Regions from separate parts of the Homo sapiens genome. Here regions 1 and 3 are each linked to region 2. The links are chromatin contacts, found by Hi-C or POLR2A ChIA-PET in ENCODE. All regions are on one chromosome and are shown on one strand. The core of a region is the stretch at or near the end of the contact, and the rest is flanking DNA. Distances in the headings are between cores, read along the strand shown.

Region 1 (3,761 bases), core at 838-3,337, 430 kb before region 2:
AAATCACCTCTATCCTCGACTATAGTCACTTCCTCCTGTCAGTGTAACAACTTACGCTACATATCCCTTCCACTTAAGTGGTAATTTTTTTTTTTTTTTTTTTTTTGAGATGGAGTCTCGCTCTGTCGCCAGGCTGGACTGCAGTGGCGCGATCTCGGCTCACTGCAACCTCCAACTCCCTGGTTCAAGAGATTATCCTGCCTTAGCCTCCCGAGTAGCTGGGATTACAGGCACGCGCCACCACGCCCAGCTAATTTTTGTATTTTTAGTAGAGACAGGATTTCACCATATTGGCCAGGATGGTCTCGATCTCCTGACTTCGTGATCCACCAACCTCAGCCTCCCAAAGTGAAGAGATAGCTTATAATAACCATTCCCTCTTTATTCAGCTCTCTTCATCAGGGGGAGCATGTACTTGTTTTTATCTCCTAGAACAAGTGGTTTGTTACTAAATCTTCAGCAGCTCCACTACTCCCTGCCCTTCATTGGTTTGGAAGGTACATTCTGTCTCTCTCTCTTTCTCTCTCTCGCTCTCTCATGCACACACACAAAGCTTTCAAGTAAAATAACTCAAGGCATTGTCTTTTTTGTTAAATTACTATATTTATTGTCATCTTTTTAGAAATCAGTGCTACACATATTCTTCATTTATATTTTTTATGCATCATTTATCTATTGCTGCATACTTAACTACCCCTAGACTTGGTGGCTTAACACAAGAACCATTTATTCACTCTCAATTCTGCAATTTGTTCTAGACTCAGCTGGGTAGTTCTGTTTGTCTCACCTGGTGGTCATTCATGCAGCTTAGTCATCTGTCAGCTCAGCTGAGGCTAGCTGGTTCAACATGGCCTCACTCACGTGTCTGGAGCATCACCTGGAAGAGTTGAGCAGGCTGTGCCCCTCTCTCCATGTGATCTTTCATCCTGGGCTTCTTTACAATGTGATGGTCTCAGGTTCCAAGAGGGCAAAACTGGAAGCTGCAAGGTCTCTTAAGGCCTTATTCAAATGTCATACAATGTCTACCACATTTTATTGGTCAAAGCAAGTCTTAATACCTGCCCAGATTCAACTGGGAAAGTAGACTCCACCTCTGGATGAGAAGAGTGGCCAGGAATTGGGGGCAATTTTTAATCTAACACATTTCCTTGGATGTGCTTTCAACTTTAATGTTCTAACTAGACTTGTTATATTTTCTCCTTGAAATGCAGTGAATTGGCTCTTTCTTTAGGGATTACTATAGTATGTGTATCTCAGAGTTCGTAGTTTCCTGGGTAATATTCCTAAAAGAAAAGGAAATTTTGCTTTGTGAGAGATACCCACCCTGTCCCACTTTGGTCTTGGAGCTGTCATGTTGTTTTGGTTGTTTCTTGTATTAAAAGGTATATTCAGTGTGCCATGAATCCAGCTGGGTACAGTGGCACTTGCCTGTGGTCCCTACTACGTGGGAGACTGAGGCAGGAAAATCGCTTGAGCCCAGGAGTTTGAGGCTACAGTGAACTATGATCGTGCCACTGCACTCCAGCCTAGGTGACAGAGTGGGACTGTGTCTCTAAAAAAAAGTATATGTGTATATGTATATATAATATGCCATGAATCCATGATGTTTCCTTTGTGCTTTTTATCTTCTATAAATCCTCTCCCTTTACCTTCTCTTTCCAGAATATTAATCTAACTTTTCAATAAAACCAGAAGAAAAGTCTGTTGCTCTTGCTTCCCAATAGCTAGTTTGATCCTGAGAGCTGGATAAGTTCATTGACATCTTCAATACCAGAGCTTAAAAGGATGTAGAAAGATGATTAGTCTAGCATGGTGGGGTAGCTTTCCCTCCTACCATGCTTATTCCCTCCTACCATTATTCAAGGTTTCATTATTTTCAGGATCATAAATGTCAAACTACTGGGCCATGAGACTTGCATTCACTTACTTAGCTGCATCCTCTCCCTACTTGCCACATCTTTTTGGAACCCTGTAATCAGTCCCCACAAGAGCTGACCCTGTGTGTTCCTGTGTTTTTCAAGTTTCACTAGCCACAAAGGGGAACTGAATATGAACATGCATGCAAACCTCACCAGTTCCCTTTGCAGCCAGCTGAAAGTTATTTTTCATGTAGAGGAAACAGTGTTTTTCTTTTGAGAACAAACTGAATTTCCACACAAATATGAAGTGTTTCATCTTCTGACAGTTCAGAGGACCCAAGAGAAGAGGGCACCAAATTGTGAGAAAGGCCATTAAAAGAGAAACTAGGAAAACAAAGAGACAAACTGAATTGGGGAAGAGAGAGGTGCTGCTGAGTACAGGAAAGGAAAAAAGCAGACCACGGGGAGGGGTGCCGGGGTGCTAGAAAGTCTCAATAAGTAATGGCACACAGGACAAGGCAGGAAATGTAGGAAGGAACTGTCTGCAAAGGGCCTATAATAGCTATGCCAGCAGTATTAATGGAAGGCATTAAGAACTTTTGGTTTAGAAATTTGCTGTTGGACAAAATTTCAAAATATACCACATTTACGTGATTACTGGGCCTGCCTGAGTTCATGCTATGGAGCCAGGTTTAGATGAAGGTGCCTTGTCCTCACTTCAGAATGCAATATGGTGACCTGTTTGGTGTCTCTGATTAGACGGAGAAAAACCAAGAATCAGATATGTATTAACATCTCTTCTAATTTTTTTTTTTTAGAAGATCTCTGTCACCCAGGCTTGAGTGCAGTAACATGATCGTAGTTCACTGTAGCCTCAAACTCCTGGGCTCAAGTGATCCTCCCACCTCAGTCTCCTGAGTAGCTGGGACTACAGGCACATGCCACCATGCCCAGTTAATTTTTTAATATTTTGTAGAGACTGCTTCGCTATGTTGCCCAGGCTGGTCTGGAACTCCTGAGCTCAAGCAATCCTCCCACCTCAGCCTCCCAGAATGCTGGGATTACAGGCATGAGCCACTGTGCCTGGCCCAACATTTCTTCTAATGGCATCCTGCCAGGTGCCCTCACACTCTCCTCCTTACTTGCTCAAGTTTCAGAGTATGGTTCTGATTAGCATAAAATACAATGGATCTGTTACCTCTCCTGTCCTGGACATTGCTATTATTAGTGAAAGCTGAGGCTGAATAAAATAACTCTTTCTGAGTTACTTCCCCCACCTCCCTTGATCCAGATCAACTTCCACTATGTATCTTCCTAGTTCTGATGTTTACCCTCAGCTTCTAGCCATTCCATTTTATGTATTTTCTCTGCCTTTCCCTTGGCATTTGGGTATTTAGATACCATATATTGCATGTTTCTACTTGGCCAGGTACATTTATTTACTCATTGAGTCCTCCTAACAACCCTATGAGTTAGGTACTACTATAATTCCTGTTTTCTTAGTAGAGGAAATAGAGCTTACCCAATGTTACATTGTAAGTGATGGCAGCAGAAATAACTCAGGCAGTCTGACTGCATCATTCACCCTTTTAACCAGTCTTTTATGCTGCCTCTCAGTTTGTTATTTAATAATGCTTAATATTATTGGGATAAGAAAACCTATTGGATTCAGCCTTACCATAATTCTTGCCATGGCCTTAATGATGGGACCATAATAATCCGTATACATTGGCCAAGATCAATCCCCTGGACTGTGTTGGATGGGCAATACCAACATTTTTCTAGCACTTTTTTTCTTCTAATTTTCCCTCATCTCCTAGTGAACAGCCAATTCTTTCTGTAGATATGCTAATGCATTTAATCAGGTCATCTCCTGGTCTAAGAGACTTTCTGTCTCTGAAG
Region 2 (3,363 bases), core at 710-3,209:
ATTAGTCCAAACCCACAGAATGTACCATAGCGACAGTGAACCCTGATGTCAGCTGTGGCTCCTGGGTGATAATGATGTGTCCATGCAGGCTCATCTGGAGGGGGATGCTGCTGGGGGGAGGTTGTGCTTGTGCAGGGGCAGCGAGGAATATGGGAAATCTCTGCACCTTCCTCTCAGTTTTGCTGTGAACCTAAAACTGCTCGAAAAAAATAAAGTCTATTTAAAAAAAAAAAAAGTAAAATGAGAAAGCAAACTTGGTTTTGAGGGCATATTATTTAGAACTCTGCTGGGTGCAAGTAACAGAAGTTTCTAGCTCACTGAGCCCCAGAAGGACGTTATAGGTCATGGGTGCCTCGGGAACCGGAAGACAGGGATGGTTACAGATGCTGGGAGGATGCTGCAGTGAGGCGGAAGGCAGAATCCCTGTGGCCTCTCTCTCCCCAGCTCCCCTGTTTACACAGGATGATCTCCCGCTTTCCATAGACACTGTTTTCCCTTTCTGTACCCCAATCCTAAATTCCTGGGCAAGGGGACGCTGGTGGCCCAGTGCTTGGGGCAGGTGCCTGCTCCCAGCCCCAGCAGCTCTGGTCATGGTGGGTGGAGGTCCGGGTATGGTTCAACGGAAGCTGCCTGCAGCGCAAACCTACAAGGAAGTGAATGTGTGTGTTGGGTGGGGCAGGGCGCTTTCAGGGGGCCCTAGTTTTGTAATAGTCGTGCCCCCATCCCCACCCCAGCAGGAATATTGTGTTAGCTCCTGGCTGAACTAGGCCCCACTTTCTGTGCTTGCTGCTGACACCCGCTTTCCTTTTGATTTAAGGCCGTTGCAGGGCTCCGCTTTGGAGCGGGCATTGGAGGAATTCTTTGACCACCAAGCAGCCTCCATACCTCCCTCCTACATAACAGAGCCACCGAGAGGCTGTTTGCATTCTGCCTGCTTTCTCTTTTTCCGTTGCAGTAGTTTATTAATTAGTGTGCAAAAAATAAAAAGGAGGTAATAACCTTATTTATGTGCTAGTCCACGTGTTCAGTGTGCTCATTTTTTCTGCAGCCTGGCATCGGGAACCGGAACGTTTGGCCCCAGGAGAGGGGGCCGGGACCCTGGGTGCCAGAATCTTACAGTGCGGAGGCGACAGGCCAACGCAGTTCCTTCCTTTTCCTCCCTCCCTCTCTTCTTCTCCCCGCCACCTTCCTCCCTCCCTCCTGCCTCCTCTCTCCCTCCTCCCTCACCCCCTCCTCCCTCCGCGGGTTCTGGGCGTCCTTGGAAGGAAAGGAGAGTGGCCTCGAGGTCGGAGAACTCGCAGCAGTCATGGCAAACATCGCTGGGAAGCGGGACAGGATCCCCGGGAGGTTGAAACTCGGGTTCCAGGCGGCCTCTGGTGGCGATCACGGAGGGTGTGCCTCCCGGTCCCGCCCCTCACCCCGCAGCCGGGGACCCTCAGCCACCTCCCGGGCGGGCCACCCCGCCGGGGTCTGCTCTGGCCGCTGTCCCCCCGCATCATTTGCCACGAGCCCCTTCACTTCAGCGGTGCACGCGGGGCCATCTCCGCTTCCACAGTGTGGTGTTTAAATCCGCAACGATCACAGCCCAGCGGGGGACTCAGCAGGGAACCTGGGCAAGATGGATGCAGGGATTCAACGACGGCCCGGTCTGGCCAGGCCAAGCTTCTGGCCCCTCCTACAGCGGTTTGTAATGGAGGCTGATCCGCCTTTTCCGTGGTTGCAGCGAGGGAGAGCCTTGTCGCACCTCGCAGCACCCCCACCCCCCTAACCCCCATCGTCCAGCAGGCGGGCCCCGGCTTTGCACAGTTACCAACCTGAGCAGCCCCGCAGCGCGGCACCCAGCCAGCAGGAGGGAGGGAGGGCCAAGGTGGCTCCCCGGGGAGGCTGGAAGTCCTTGCCACCCCGGACTTGGGGACTGGGGGCTTCTGCACTGTTGGAATCCTGCCTGGGGGCACGAGCTGCCTTGAGAGAGGTTTCTGGATGTAGAGTCAGTTGGGCTCCCTCCCTGCCTTTTTTTTTTTTTTTTTTTCACCTCCTGAGACATCCAGGAAATGTATAGATATCTGCAGCACTCCGGGATGAACTGGAGGGTATTGGGGGAGTCAAAATGGGACCCGGTGGGAAAAACATATATTTCATTTTCCGTATATTATGTAATCCTGTAAATAAAATTAAATACATTTTAAGCTGGGGTGGTGCTTTCTGTAACTGAATGAAAAGCACCTCCAAGGCTTCAACTTCAAGAGAAAAAAAGGAAAAGGAGGAAATTTTTAAAAAAAGTTAACTAGGGGCCGGGCGCGGTGGCTCACGCCTGTAACCCCAGCACTTTGGGAGGCCGAGGCGGGCGGATCACGAGGTCAGGAGATCGAGACCATCCTGGCTAACACGTGACTATCTCTACTAAAAATACAAAAAATTAGCCGAACGTGGTGGCGGGCGCCTGTAGTCCCAGCTACCCGGGAGGCTGAAGCGGAAGAATGGCGTGAACCCGGGAGGCGGAGCTTGCAGTGAGCCGAGATCACACCACTGCACTCCAGCCTGGGCGACAGAGCGAGGCTCCGTCTCAAAAAAAAAAAAAAAAAAATGTTAACTAGGTAAAAATTTAAAAACAAAAAGCAACATAAAAAGAAAATTAAATACAGACTATTAGGAAAGGTGTGAAATACCAAGCATGTGTATAACATTTTCTAATGAAATCTTTCCAACCCCCTCTTTTGCTTTTTTAACTTTTTATTATGAGAAATTTCGAACATACATAAAAGTAGATAAGTAGATAACAAATCCTCACCTTCAACAATGACCAATGTAGGCCAGGTGTGGTGGCTCACACCTGTAATCCCAGCACTTTGGGAGACTGAGGCAGGCCGATTACTTGAGCCCAGGAGTTCGAGACCAGCCTGGGCAACATAGCGAGACCGCCCCCCCATCTCTATAAAACAATTTAAAAATTAGCTGGGCATGGTGGCACGTGTCTGTAGTCTCACCTACTCAGGAGGCTGAGGTGGGAGGATCACTTGAGTCCAGGAGGTTGCAGTGAGCTGTGACCTTGCCACTTCAACAAAGCAAGACCATGTCTTAAAAAAAAAAATTACCAATGTAGGGCCAATTTTTTTCACCTATATCCTCACCTACTCCCCCCCATTATATATTTTCATTTAATTAATTTTATTTATTTATTTATTTTTATTTTATTTTTTTTTTTGAGACGGAGTTTCACTCTTGTTGCCCAGGCTGGAGTGCAATGGCATGGTCTTGGCTCACCACAACCTCCGCCTCCCGGGTTCAAGAGAGTCTCCTGCCTCAGCCTCCCGAGTAGCTGGGATTACAGGCATGCTCCACCATGCCCGGCTAATTTTGTATTTT
Region 3 (3,832 bases), core at 669-3,168, 500 kb before region 2:
ACCAACACTCCTTTTTTTCTTCCTAAACTGAAGTCATGAAATTATATGGCCCGAGAATGTTGTTTATCATGTTAGAAAATCCTTAGAACTAGTTGATGGCTGGGCTCAGTGGCTTACGCCTATAATCCCAGCAGTTTGGGAGGCCAAGGCAGGAGGATCACCTAGGGGTTTGAGACCAGCCTGGGCAATAGAGTGAGACCTCATCTCTACGAAAAAATTTTAAAAATTAGCCAAGCATGGTGGCACACACCTGTAGTCCCAGCTACTTGGGAGGCTGAGGTGGGAGAATTACTTGAGCCACAGAGGCAGAAATTGCAGTGAACCAAGATCATGCCACTGTACTCCAGTGTGGGCAACAAAGTGAGACCCTGTCTCAAAAATAATAAGCCGGACTTGGTGGCTTACACCTGTAATCCCAGCAGTTTGGGAGGCTAAGGTAGGTGGATCACTTGAGGTCAGGAGTTTGAGACCAGCCTGGCCAACATGGCAAAACCCCGTCTCTACTAAAAATACAAAAATTAGCCGGGTGTGGTGGCACACACCTGTAATCCCAGCTACTCGGGAGGCTGAGGCAGGAGAATCACTTGAACCCAGAAAGCAGAGGTTGCAGTGAGCCAAGATAGCACCACTGCACTCCAGCCTGGGTTACAGAGCAAGACTCTGTCTCTAAAAATAAAATAATAATAATAATAATAGTTGATATCTACTTAATCACAAATGGTTTATAAGTTTAAAGCATGCTTAAAAACAGAGACTCACAAAACCAGAATTTTAGATATGGAAAAGATTAGATTAGTAAATTTCAAATTTTAGGTTAGAAAATCCGGTATAAAACTTGTTAAACAAGCAGGTACCCAGGTCCCACCTCTAGACATTCACTTTTGCAGATGTGAGTTCTGACCGGGCAGGTCAAGAGATGATTGACCTTTAAAATGGGGGTAATACAACATAAAGGCTATATCATCATTGTCCCAACACACACAGTAGTTTTGTAGACATCTGCATATATTTGCACATCCATTACTTTGGGATTACACTTAAATTTGAACCTGTCTGTAGCAATTTGCTGAAACATATTTTAAATACAGGTTCAGTTTTGAAGACAGGCTGAGTTGGGTTATCCCCACAAGTTAAATATTTATTTCTAAGTGACACATTTGGGCTTGTCTTTAGTAGTATCTGGTACTTGAGTTAAGCTGTAAATCCTAAATTGGCTGGCCAAGGAATTTTAATTACCTTATTACAGAGCGATTACATATACCACGGGGAGACTTTTACAATAATTAAATATTGATTTAAAACACATCCGACATGATGTGTATCTTTTAAAATAATTTTTTTGTATCTTTTAAATTTTTTATCTTTAATATTTTTACCTTTTATATCTTTAATTTTTTTGTATATTTTAAAATAATATTAGCAGTTTGTGTTTTTGTAGCTCACAAAGGCGATAAACTGAAAGCTCTTTTTTTATTATTATTTTTTTTTGGTCTAGTATTTATGCCTGGGGAAGGGAGTGTTTGTGAAATTTATTTATACTGATAGAGTGGAACTGATTACTACTTACCAGCAAACTTGCTGCTTAAGGGAAAATATGTTTGTCTCATACCAAGCAATAAATATCTGTACTGTAGCATTTTAATCTATTTGAAGATTTGCTCATATTTTCATAGCTAGTCTTATATAATCTATTTTGATTTTTTCTTTTTATGTGTGATGATATAAATTGCTATTTGTTCTTTCAGCAAAGTAAACATCTCTTTTGACTCACAGTATCAAAATGTTTAGTTGATTTTAGTTTTGCAAACTGTGTGTCAGGGATCCCCAAGACCACCCCCAGGCTTGATGATTCACTAAGAAAACTCAAAGGACTCAGCATATAGTCATATTCACAGCTATGATTTATTATAGCTAAAGGATATAAAGAGAAATCAGCAAAAGGAAAAGATACATTAGCTGAAGTCCAGGGGAAACCAGGCACAAGCTTTCAAGGGTCTCCCCAGCAATGAGTTGTGACAACACATGTGAAATGGTGCCAACCAGGGAAGCTTATTAGAGACTCTGCCCTGGGTTTTTATTGGGGGCTGGTCACATAGGCATCTTCCACTTGGCACTTAACCAAATTCCAGACTCCCAGAAAGAAAGCAGGTGTTCAGCCTAAATCACATTGTTAGCACAAACAGTTTAGACACAGTGAGTCAGTCTTTTCAGTCAGGAATGTAGAGGACCGTCCTGAAATCCAAGTTCCCAGATAAACCTCTCAAGGGCCAACCTTAGTAGGCCTTTCAAGCCTTTTATGAGATAGTAGTTTAGGCCTGCTATATTAACTCTTCTGCACAAACTAAAATAGAGATAAATAGAAGAAGGGTTTTAAAAGAGTTGATATAAACTCCTGGATCTGCAAACAAAATATAATTGACTGTAAAGATAATGACAGGGTTTGGAGTTTGGGGTTTTTTTTTTTTTCTTTTTAACTGTAAATACAGTATCATTTTTATATCTGTTAAAAAACATTTAGGTGGTCAGATTTTTGTATAAAACAAATCCTGGATTGGGATGTTACAGTATAGAACAGATTTTAAACTTTGAATGCTATATGAGAAAATAAACTATTCAGATGCTACTGTCTTAGAAATACATTTGAAATTGTCACTCCGATAACTTTTCGTCTATGACAACTAATCTTCAAGCCACTAAAATAATTTTGAATAAATTTGTGTACATATAAAATCTGAAGAAAATTCAGTTAATTTTCTGTTATTTAAAAGAAGTATAGTTTGTTCATTTAAAAATAAAAGTTATTGGCCAGGCACGGTGGCTCACACCTGTAATCCCAGCACTTTGGGAGGCCAAGGCGGGCGGATCACTTGAGGTCAGAAGTTTGAGACTAACCTGGCCAACATGGTGAAACCCTATCACTACTAAAAATACAAAAATTAGCCAGGCGTGGTGGCGGGCGCCTGTAATCCTAGCTACTCGGGAGGCTGAGGCAGGAGAATCACTTGAACCTGGGAGGCAGAGGTTGCAGTGAGCCGAGATCACACCACTGCACTCCAGCCTGGGCAACAAGAGCGAGACTCAGTCTTGAAAAAAAAAAAAATTCTTAGTGTACAACCTTTGCCATATACATAACTTGTAAAAATTTAGAAATTACAGAAAATTTTGACAAAAAATAATGTCTTAATTTTGTTATAAAAATTGTAACAGAAATAAATGTCATTCACAAACATTTTGGACCATTTCCTTCTATTGGAAGCATTTTGCTATACCATTAAATATTTTTTGGATACAATATTTTAATGACTTCATTAAGACATCTAAATGTGTGCATGTGCCATGTTTAATAAATTCCCTATAGTTCAACATTAACATTGTTTTTCCCTATTAGAAATAATTTATAATTAATATCTTGTACATAATTACTTGTTCACGCCCCTTGATTGCTTTGTTTCCTCAGAATACATTTCTGAAAGTAGAATAACTGGGTAAAAGAGTATATGAATACATACAAATACATACATCATACTTAGATTTAACCTTTTTCTCAGTACAATGCCTCACATTTTGAAAAATACATTCACATAAATATACAACTTAAAGAATTATTGTAGAAGTGAACAACCATGTAACTATAACCCAAGTCAAGAAATTTTAAAACTGCCAGTACCTCAACAGCCCCTGAATTCCCCTTTCTCATGATAATCCCCTTCTTCTCTCAGAAATAACTAATCTGGACTTCACTTCTGTGCTTTTTATATCCCTAGCATCAAAATAGGAATTCTCAGAATTCTCAAATAATAAAGTTCACTGTCGTCTGCTAAAATCTATTTTT

The links. A loop is a pair of places that touch in the nucleus more often than their neighbours do. ChIA-PET counts read pairs that join two places held with the same protein, here RNA polymerase II (POLR2A). Pooled maps may share reads with other maps.
Region 1: a loop to region 2 is called in a pooled map, with 2.6 times the contacts of the local background. The contact joins the enhancer-like site here to the promoter of LINC02601 in region 2. A Hi-C loop is called at or near these places in 1 of 50 pooled maps. POLR2A ChIA-PET finds 5 or more read pairs at or near these places in 3 of 52 experiments (BJ, OCI-LY7 and WTC11).
Region 3: a pooled map shows a loop between it and region 2 (5-fold over the local background). The contact joins the enhancer-like site here to the promoter of LINC02601 in region 2. A Hi-C loop is called at or near these places in 6 of 168 maps with a recorded cell type or tissue (K562, Right ventricle myocardium superior, ascending aorta and 2 more), 10 of 37 single-sample maps with no recorded cell type and 15 of 50 pooled maps.

What each region holds. Positions count from the first base shown.
Region 1 is chrX:41,704,462-41,708,222 of GRCh38, reverse strand. The region is part of intron 5 of CASK (calcium/calmodulin dependent serine protein kinase); the gene reads left to right. Among named protein-coding and RNA genes, the nearest start is that of GPR34, 17 kb to the right of the region's middle. RefSeq lists an enhancer at 859-908. Within about 2 kb of position 2,087, at least 3 of the 41 ENCODE cell types and tissues checked have a DNase peak (open chromatin) inside an H3K27ac peak, as active enhancers do; they include OCI-LY7, where a contact is called at or near this core.
Region 2 is chrX:41,274,335-41,277,697 of GRCh38, reverse strand. It overlaps LINC02601 (long intergenic non-protein coding RNA 2601), which reads right to left and starts at 1,959. Exons shown (of 2, transcript NR_135616.1): 1 at 1,815-1,959; 2 at 920-1,609. RefSeq lists enhancers at 872-1,372, 1,373-1,873 and a silencer at 1,347-1,706.
Region 3 is chrX:41,777,502-41,781,333 of GRCh38, reverse strand. The region is part of intron 3 of CASK (calcium/calmodulin dependent serine protein kinase); the gene reads left to right. Among named protein-coding and RNA genes, the nearest start is that of GPR82, 55 kb to the right of the region's middle. Within about 2 kb of position 1,918, at least 5 of the 41 ENCODE cell types and tissues checked have a DNase peak (open chromatin) inside an H3K27ac peak, as active enhancers do.